Linked DNA regions of Homo sapiens: region 1 is linked to region 2. A link is an interaction called in ENCODE POLR2A ChIA-PET data of the cell type or tissue named here. Cell type or tissue: GM12878. All regions are shown on one strand. Region 1 overlaps TAB2-AS1 (TAB2 antisense RNA 1). Region 2 overlaps TAB2 (TGF-beta activated kinase 1 (MAP3K7) binding protein 2).

What was found. ChIA-PET counts read pairs that join two places held together with the same protein. Peaks named below come from ENCODE experiments on the same cell type or tissue, not always from the same donor. Only the 100,000 strongest peaks of a DNase experiment are listed, where the experiment ranks them.
Region 1: POLR2A ChIA-PET joins it to region 2 with 7 read pairs; 7 of 35 experiments call an interaction of 5 or more read pairs at or near these places.

What each region holds. Positions count from the first base shown.
Region 1 is chr6:149,248,942-149,252,941 of GRCh38, reverse strand. All of the region lies in intron 1 of TAB2-AS1 (TAB2 antisense RNA 1), which reads left to right. It also overlaps a transcript of TAB2 not described here. Among named protein-coding and RNA genes, the nearest start is that of TAB2-AS1, 6.6 kb to the left of the region's middle. RefSeq lists a silencer at 2,883-3,083. In GM12878, no CTCF peak of the experiment used is centred here; no DNase peak of the experiment used is centred here.
Region 2 is chr6:149,322,616-149,326,615 of GRCh38, reverse strand. All of the region lies in intron 1 of TAB2 (TGF-beta activated kinase 1 (MAP3K7) binding protein 2), which reads right to left. Among named protein-coding and RNA genes, the nearest start is that of TAB2, 6.9 kb to the right of the region's middle. RefSeq lists a silencer at 2,357-2,557. In GM12878, no CTCF peak of the experiment used is centred here; no DNase peak of the experiment used is centred here; H3K4me3 peaks cover 1,646 bases; H3K27ac peaks cover 757 bases.

The DNA of each region.
Region 1 (4,000 bases), 74 kb after region 2:
TAAATCTCCTTCTCTGCTCCATATAGCTTCTCCTCGTGGGACCAAAGGCAAGTTCTTCTCATGGTAAGAGTGGAAGAGAAATAGGGCAAGTGGAAGTGACACACCATCCTTTCTCATTTTATTGGCCAACACCAGTCACATGACTAACCTCAAAGTCAAAAGGAGGAGAAATATATTCTGTCTGGTGAGTGGAGGAACTCCAACATCACATGGCAAAGGGTGTGAGCAGTACTAAGACTAGGGTGAGACGAGCAAATACTTGTCTTCAGTGAAAAGTTTAAGGGGCGTCAAGATATTTAATCAAGATAAATAATTAATATAAAATATTTTTAAAAACCAAAGTTAATGCAGAACATTTGGGATGAGCAAAATACCAAAGTTTTTAAATAAAGACAGGATCGGTATAGGGATGGATAAGCATTAATGCTAATGACTCAATCTACCATAGGCCACCAACCACAACGTCCCCTTTCAAGGACTCCCATGCTCAGCCTTAGAAGATGCACACAGAACTCTGCCCTCTTTTTTTTTTTTTTTTTTTGAGGCAGAGTTTTGCTCTTGTTGCCCAGGTTGCAGTGCAATGGCGTGATCTCAGCTCATGGCAGCCTCCCGGGTTCAAGAGATTCTCCTGCCCTCAGCCTCCCGAGTAGCTGGGATTACAGGCATGTGCCACTATGCCTGGCTAATTTTGTATTTTTAGTAGAGATGGGTTTCTCCATGTTGGTCAGGCTGGTCTCAAACTCCTGACCTTAGGTGATCCACCCGCCTCGGCCTCCCAAAGTGCTGGGATTACAGGCATGAGCCACTGCACCCGGCCTGCCCTCTTAAGGTTCATTGCTTTTCTCATTCCAGGTCTGTAGCTCAAGTATCTGCTTATCCTGGAAGTCTCTAAGAAATTGAATGGAAATAATCTCAAGAAAATATCCTTAAGGATAAATTATTCCTTATATATTTTTTTGTTTATAAAAAAGAAAACAAAACAAGAAAAGAAAATCATGTTCCTTTCAATGGTTCTTGTACATTAATTCCTTCTTTGCTTGCTAGTTTAAGAATTAGTGCAATTCCCATAAAAATTAGAATTAGTAAGGTAGTACAATGATTTTCTAGAGACTGAGTTTCATAATACTTTTAGATTTTAAATATGGTACATGTTTTAACAAAGTACAGCTAAAGTCTTTTTGGATCGGACACAAGTTATGCCACGAGTGCTTAACTTTTTATAAATGAGATGAGTATAGGAATTCAAGAGCAGAGGTTCCTGTGGGGAGACCATTCTCCTGTCTTATTTGATGAGTGATGTGCTAATCCCAGCACTGAAGCTGTTGGCAGAAAGGAAAGACTTCCGAAATTGACAGGACTCGTGTGTGGAACTGCCATGGGTCCGTGGGCTGCCACAGAATTATGCAGGAAATAATTTTCAAGGAAACAAGAAGGAAAACATGATTGGGTCCAAAATTCTATCATTGTTTTATTGAAAAAGCAAATCTCTTCTCTAGCTTGAAATGCTAGAGCTACAATTTATTTCTTCTTAAGTTTGTCCCAGTGGGAGTCACAGGCCGGGTCATATGGGGTGATGACCACCTTTCCACCTCCTCTAATGCTCGCCCCTGGAGTCCAGCTTCCCCCAGAGACTTATGAAAAGGAAGGGTAGGGTGGAGGCTGGCACCAAACCAAGAAGAAATAAGAATCTTGTCATGTGGTGAGAACTGTTAGCTCAACATATTTCTGGTGATGGCCTGACCTGGAGTCTGAGGTGTCCACGTTTACAGTCATCTCTACGGTTGATTATGGTACTGCATCTCCAGGAGGCACCCGGCAAAAGGAAAGCGTTAACTTGGCAAACAACTGACTCACAGCGACAGAGCTGTGCATTGAGTGGGATTTAAAATGAAAATGGAGAAAGAGGGAGTATTAATCCTTGAAGAGCTGATGAAAGCTGGCTGCTATGGGGACAGCAAATATCCTTTGGAAATAAGCGTGAGTGAGCGAGGTTTCGGAGAAAACAATGAAGAGAGGCAGAACTAAAACGAATGGTGTCAGAGGCCTGTATGTCCATGTATTAAACAGGTGAATATGTTAAACAAGTGAAGTGATTTTCATAATGCAAGGTAGTTATATGAGTTCCCAAGAATAACCAAGATTTGAAGCAAAGCAAAGGAAAGGAAAGGAAAGGATAGCCTCATCAATTCAACGTACCTGGTAAAAAATAGCCGGTGTGCTGCCATCTGCCCCCTAAACTTCCCCTTTGGAATCTATTTTATATACAGTCTTGAGTAATCTCTTTTCTGAAACCCAGATGTAATAATGCCATTTCCCTAATTTAAAAAAGTTTGGTTGGCTGGGCATGGTGGCTCATGCCTGCAGTTTCAGCACTTTGGGAGGCCGAGGTGGGCAGATCGCCTGAGGTCAGGAGTTTGAGATCAGCATGGGGAACATGGTGAAACCCTGTCTCTACTAAAAATACAAAAATTAGCTGGGCGTAGTGGTACATGCCCGTAATCCCAGGTACTCGGGAGGTTGAGGCAGGAGAATTGTGTGAACCTGGGAGGCAGAGGTTGCAGTGAGCCGAGATTGCGCCATTGCATTATAGCCTGGGTGACAAGAGCTAGACTCCTTCTCAAAAGAAAAAAAAAAAAGTTTGGTGAATTCTCACTGTCTACACACTAAGGTTTAGACTTTAGACTTTCCTGTATGGCATAAAAATCTGGCTTTATCCTTCTTCTTTCAATATCCAAAATAAATATTTGCTGAGGGCCTATTCTGTGCTGTTTCAAGATCTGTATACTCTGGTAAACAAAAGCCACCCCCTGCCCCTACCTCCCATACTGTAGCCACACAGTCCTTTATTATTTTCATGTCACGCCCTTCTCATTGAGTTTTGCTATGTTGCCTCCTCTCCCTGGAATGCCCTTCCTGTCCTTTGCCAGGAAACTCCTACACATCCTTCAAGACCCAACTCATATGTTAGCTCTTCACCACAGCCTTCCCTCACAGTCCAAGCAGAAATGATTGCTTTCTGCTCTGTTTTCAAATAGCTAACAGTTTGTATTTTAGGTACAGGACTTAGAATTTTATTATTAGTAGTAGTAGTTGTCTATCCATCTCTTGAACTGGTTTGTAAGACCAGTGATGGAGTGCGGGCCTGCAGCCAAGTAGGCAGTTACTGACTGTCAGTAAATGAGGGAAGAAATGAGGGCAGGAGACGCATCTGCACAGGAAAGCGGGAGCCTGAGAGTGAGGGCGCCGTGAAAGATAGAGACAGGGAGAGAAAGAGAGAGAGACAGACAGACACACACACACAGATGGAGAGACACACACAGACAGAGACATACAGAGAGACAGAAAGAGAGAGGGAGACAGAGACAGAGAGACAGAAAGAGAGGGAGACAGAGACAGAGACAGAAAGAGAGAGGGAGACAGAGAGAAAGAGACAGAGATAGAGAGAAAGAGACAGAGAGAGACAGAGAGAAAGACAGAGATAGAGAGACAGAGAGAGACAGAGATGGAGAGACAGAGAGAGAGTTACAGAGAGAGCACACCTTTGCTTAGAGATGTCCCTAAGAGCAGGTCCTAGATTTGTAGGTCCTGATGGGATGTTTTTGAGGGTCCAATGCTGAAGAGGGGATTATTCTAGGAGGTGAAGTTGAACTGTTGGGAGCAGAGTTCTGTCTGCCTGGGGCCACACCCATGCCCTGGGCACTGCTGTAAGCTCTGGGGAGGTGTGGCCAAGAATTGCTTCTAGTAGGGTAGGTGTCTGTGTGTGTGTGTGTGCGTGTGTGTGTGTGTGTATGTGTGTGTGTGTGTGTATGTGTGTGTGTCTGTGTGCAGAGTTGCAGGGGGAAGGGAAGAGAGACTGTAGTATAGTAAACTTTGAAACTAGATGAGCCAAGAGAAAAATAAAATATAGGAAGGAATCTTGCAAGCATGGCTGTGTCCACCATCACTCCTCTGCTGTGTAATTTGGCCTCTGTGTGTATGTGTATGGGGGATGGTGAGGCGT
Region 2 (4,000 bases):
AGATTGCAACATTGCACTCTAGCCTGGACAAAAGAGCAAGACCCCGTCTCAAAAAAAAAAAAATAATAACAAAAACACAAGGCTGAAAAGACCAACATGTACCTTATAATTCTTTCTGCCATGATAACATGTCATTTATCCAATGATTAATGGTTCAATCTCCTATTTGTGCTTCTGGTTTTATTTTACAGATTGCATAAAAACTGCACACGTGTAAGATTAAAGCATATTTATTACCTCTAGGCTAAGAGATTTCATGTATATACACTACAGAATGTGCTAAGCCTATGAACTTAATAAAATGCAATGACTTTTTTAAACTGTCTTTTTTTTTTTTTTTTTTTGAGATGGGGTCTTGCTTTGTCACCCAGGCTAAAAATTTTTGTCTTAATCTACTGAGTAAACCAGTGTAACTGTTGTAGACTATTTTGCTGTAATAATTAGTATTGAATGCTATTTGTATAACCAATATTTTAACATAATAATACAATTTGTTTACTCTTCTTGGTACTATAGCAATACAGATAACTTATTAACAAAATATAAAACCATTGCTATAGCTGCTGTTAAAACAGGCTGGGTGTGGTAGCTCACACCTATAATCCCAACACTTAGGTGGGAGGCCAAGGCAAGATGATTCCTTGAACCTAGCTGCTCAAGACCAGCCTAAGCAAAATAGGAAGAACCCTTCTCTACAAAAAATAAAAAGTAAGCTGAGCGTTGTGGTACGCATCTGTAATCCCAGCTACTTGGAAGGCTGAGGTGGGAGGATCACTTGAGCCTGGGAGGTCAAGACTTCAGTGAGCTGTGGTTGTGCCACTGCATTCCAGCCTGGGCAACATAGCGAGACACTGTCTTAAAACATAAACATAACAGAAAAGTATAAAGATCATTTTACACAGATAAAGTGGCACAAGTTTTGTAGTATTATATTAAACCTCATATTTGAGGTGTTTTCAAAATCTTATCCATGCCAATTTTCTAATGCTTTTCCTAAAGAAGAACTATATTATAGATTTGTGGACTAATTTCAAATTGAAAATGCAGCTTTTCCCACAGGAACAGGCAAGAAAAATACAAAGAATTAACAATCCGTATGTTTATTTTGTAGTTAAAAAAATAATGATGATGTTTTGTTTGTTTCATCTTGGTCTAAGGAGTTACAGTAAATTAAAAAGTACAGAAATTCTTTTTTCATTCTATTTGTTGAGGAAAAATGAAGTGGACAGATACCTTGAAGAAAAAACCTAACGAAGCAAAATTCCAAATGTAAAATTACTTCCAATTACTTAAGCTACATATCCTAATGTAACTAGAACAAGAATTCACCTGTTCTATGTAAGGTAGGTATTACTATATCCATTTTTCTGAAGAAAACTCCTTGGCTCAGAGTGTGTGAATGATGTCTAAAATCACATAGCTATAGTCAGCAACAGAACTCAGGTTTGAACTTGGGCTCATCTGGTTTTAAAGCCCAGAACTTTTATTATACTTCATTGACTCCCAACACGGTAAAATTAAGATATTTAGTTAAAGAGGTGGGGGCTGAGAAGCTGAAAAATTAACAAAGAGATCAACTAAAAACCAAAAGCAGTATTTTCCTAGCCTGGGCAACAAAGGGAGATCCTGTCTCTATAAAAAATTTTTAGAAATCAGCTGGATGTAGTTGCGCACACTTGTAGTCCCAGCTATTCAGGAGGCTGAGGTGGGAGAAAGGCTTGTGCCCAGGAGTTTGAGATTGCAGCGAGCTATGATTGTGTCACTGCACTCCAAAAAAAAAAAAAAAAAAGTAATATTTTCCACAGTTTAAAACCAGGTAAAGTCTCTTCTACCCCTATGGCCCCAGTTCATATCAGAATTACTGCTTTTGTTGATTTCTCTGACTAAACAAAAGTTGCTTGGCCTGAGGACAATGTTCTGCAAGGTCAAGTTGCTGAGTTCAAGTTTTCATCTGCATTAGCAAGTATTTTTCTCTCATTGATGAGGAATGGAAAGTCACTCCCCTGAACTGCCCTGCCACTGGCTCTATACTGATGAGCCAAGCAATATCTCTGGCCTGCTTCACTGGCAAACTGACAGGAAGCAAACTTGTGATGTGCTCAATTTTGCTAACATTAAAAAAGGTAAACATTAAGATATTAAAGGTCAAAAATAATTTTCCTTAATATCAATGTGAGAGTAAAACTTTAAGCTAAAATTCAAAATAATATTAATAATATTATTTAATGATTCAGATGATGGTTAATAAACTGGTGAATAAAAATTTATAGATCAAAAATTACTCTTTCCTACACATTTTAATGGATTATTTTAAACAAGTCTATTATTAACAATCGGCATTCACACATTTCTACCAAAATCTCTGCTAAAATCCCCATTCCTATACTCTTGCTGCTTCTCTCTCTCTCTCTCTGCAGGACCTTTCCAACCTCTACTTTATTATCTGGCTTCTGTGACTTGTACTAGGAGCACTGGTACTAGGCCGGTTTTTGTTTTTCTTCTTAAGTGAAACAAGAATTCCATTTTCTTTTAACAAGGCAATTAAAATACTACAAATTCTTATACTGCTCTTGTCTCTTGTACTTGTTTGTAGGTAAATCAGACTTCCTTTCTGAAGCCACTCAAACTGACACCTTGTAGGAATTATTTCTGTCCTGTAGTAGACAGTTATTGTTCAAAAAAAGCAAAGAAAAAAAATTACAAGAGTATAAAATATTCAGTTGTATGTATTCCTATCTCATTTCTAAAGTAGTACTGTGGCACATCAAATACTAAAATGAAATACTTTTCATCCTATTTGTTCATATTTGAATATAAAGCACACGATACATGCTTTGTGGAGAACTTTTTAAAAATCCAAGAAATATTTTGGGTAAATGACTGAAAGCCTCATAACCTGACAGAAGTCTTAAGTTTGGGGAAAGCTAAAATTATTATTCTTTAGGTAGAGGATAACTTACAGCAGAACAGGAAAGAGTTGACTGGTACTAAGATTTAGGCATCTGAAGAATGCTTAAAATACTGTGAAGATGGGAGGTGGGATGCTGGTGGGACGTTTTCACTTTTCAGTGAAAACACCAGTATTTCCTGTATCACAGAAATGTAAGTAAACGACCAAGCTATTTAATCCATAAAACCAGGACAAATCTACACTTTCATTGAAATTATCTTAAAAAGATAAGGTAAACTTGTTCTTTAACAGTTAAGAGCAAATAATTATTCATAAATTTTCTTCTACTCTTTTAAAAACTGCTATATTACTTTTTCACTTTGATGCCAATAACATCATAGAAATAGGTTAATGAAGACTAATCTAGCTACAAATAATTGATTTCTTCCTCTCAATTTCTAGAATATTTTTTGAACTTTTGGCTAGATTCACAAAATAGCATTTAAGAGACTTTGCATAATGATATCTTATTCAGTGCTTAAAATTAAAAGTAGAGATTCCAGTGCAGTCACCTTTCAGACTCAGGAGTTTACTACAAAAAGAGCTGTAATTTACAGAAAAATGATCATTAAGAACTATTCAACATTTAACACACAGTATTTCTTGAGCTCTTAACTACAGGCCAACCACTGAAAATAATGTGAAGTAAAGACTGAAAGGAAGACATGTTCTGCACTTGAGGTGCTGTTTCGTGATCTTCCAGTCTAAAAATGAAAATAAGTATTGCAACTTGCATGGTTATTCCACTCTTCCCTCAAAAATCCCATTCACAATTTGAGTTATTTTATCTTTGCAAAAACTTTCCTTAATAATTTGTATAAAAGATTCTTTGAATTAACAAGCAAAATGATGACAAAAAGCAAACATTTACTCTATAGTTACTATGTGCCAGGTACTGTACTAAATATTTTAAAAGTATTTACATGAATTGGAATTTTATACACTGTTATTTCCTTGTTAAAATGCTGAGATCCAGCTCATCAACCTATTCAACAACATACGACACAATGTTCCTTCACCAGAAAAAGAAAGATATCGTATCCATTTTAC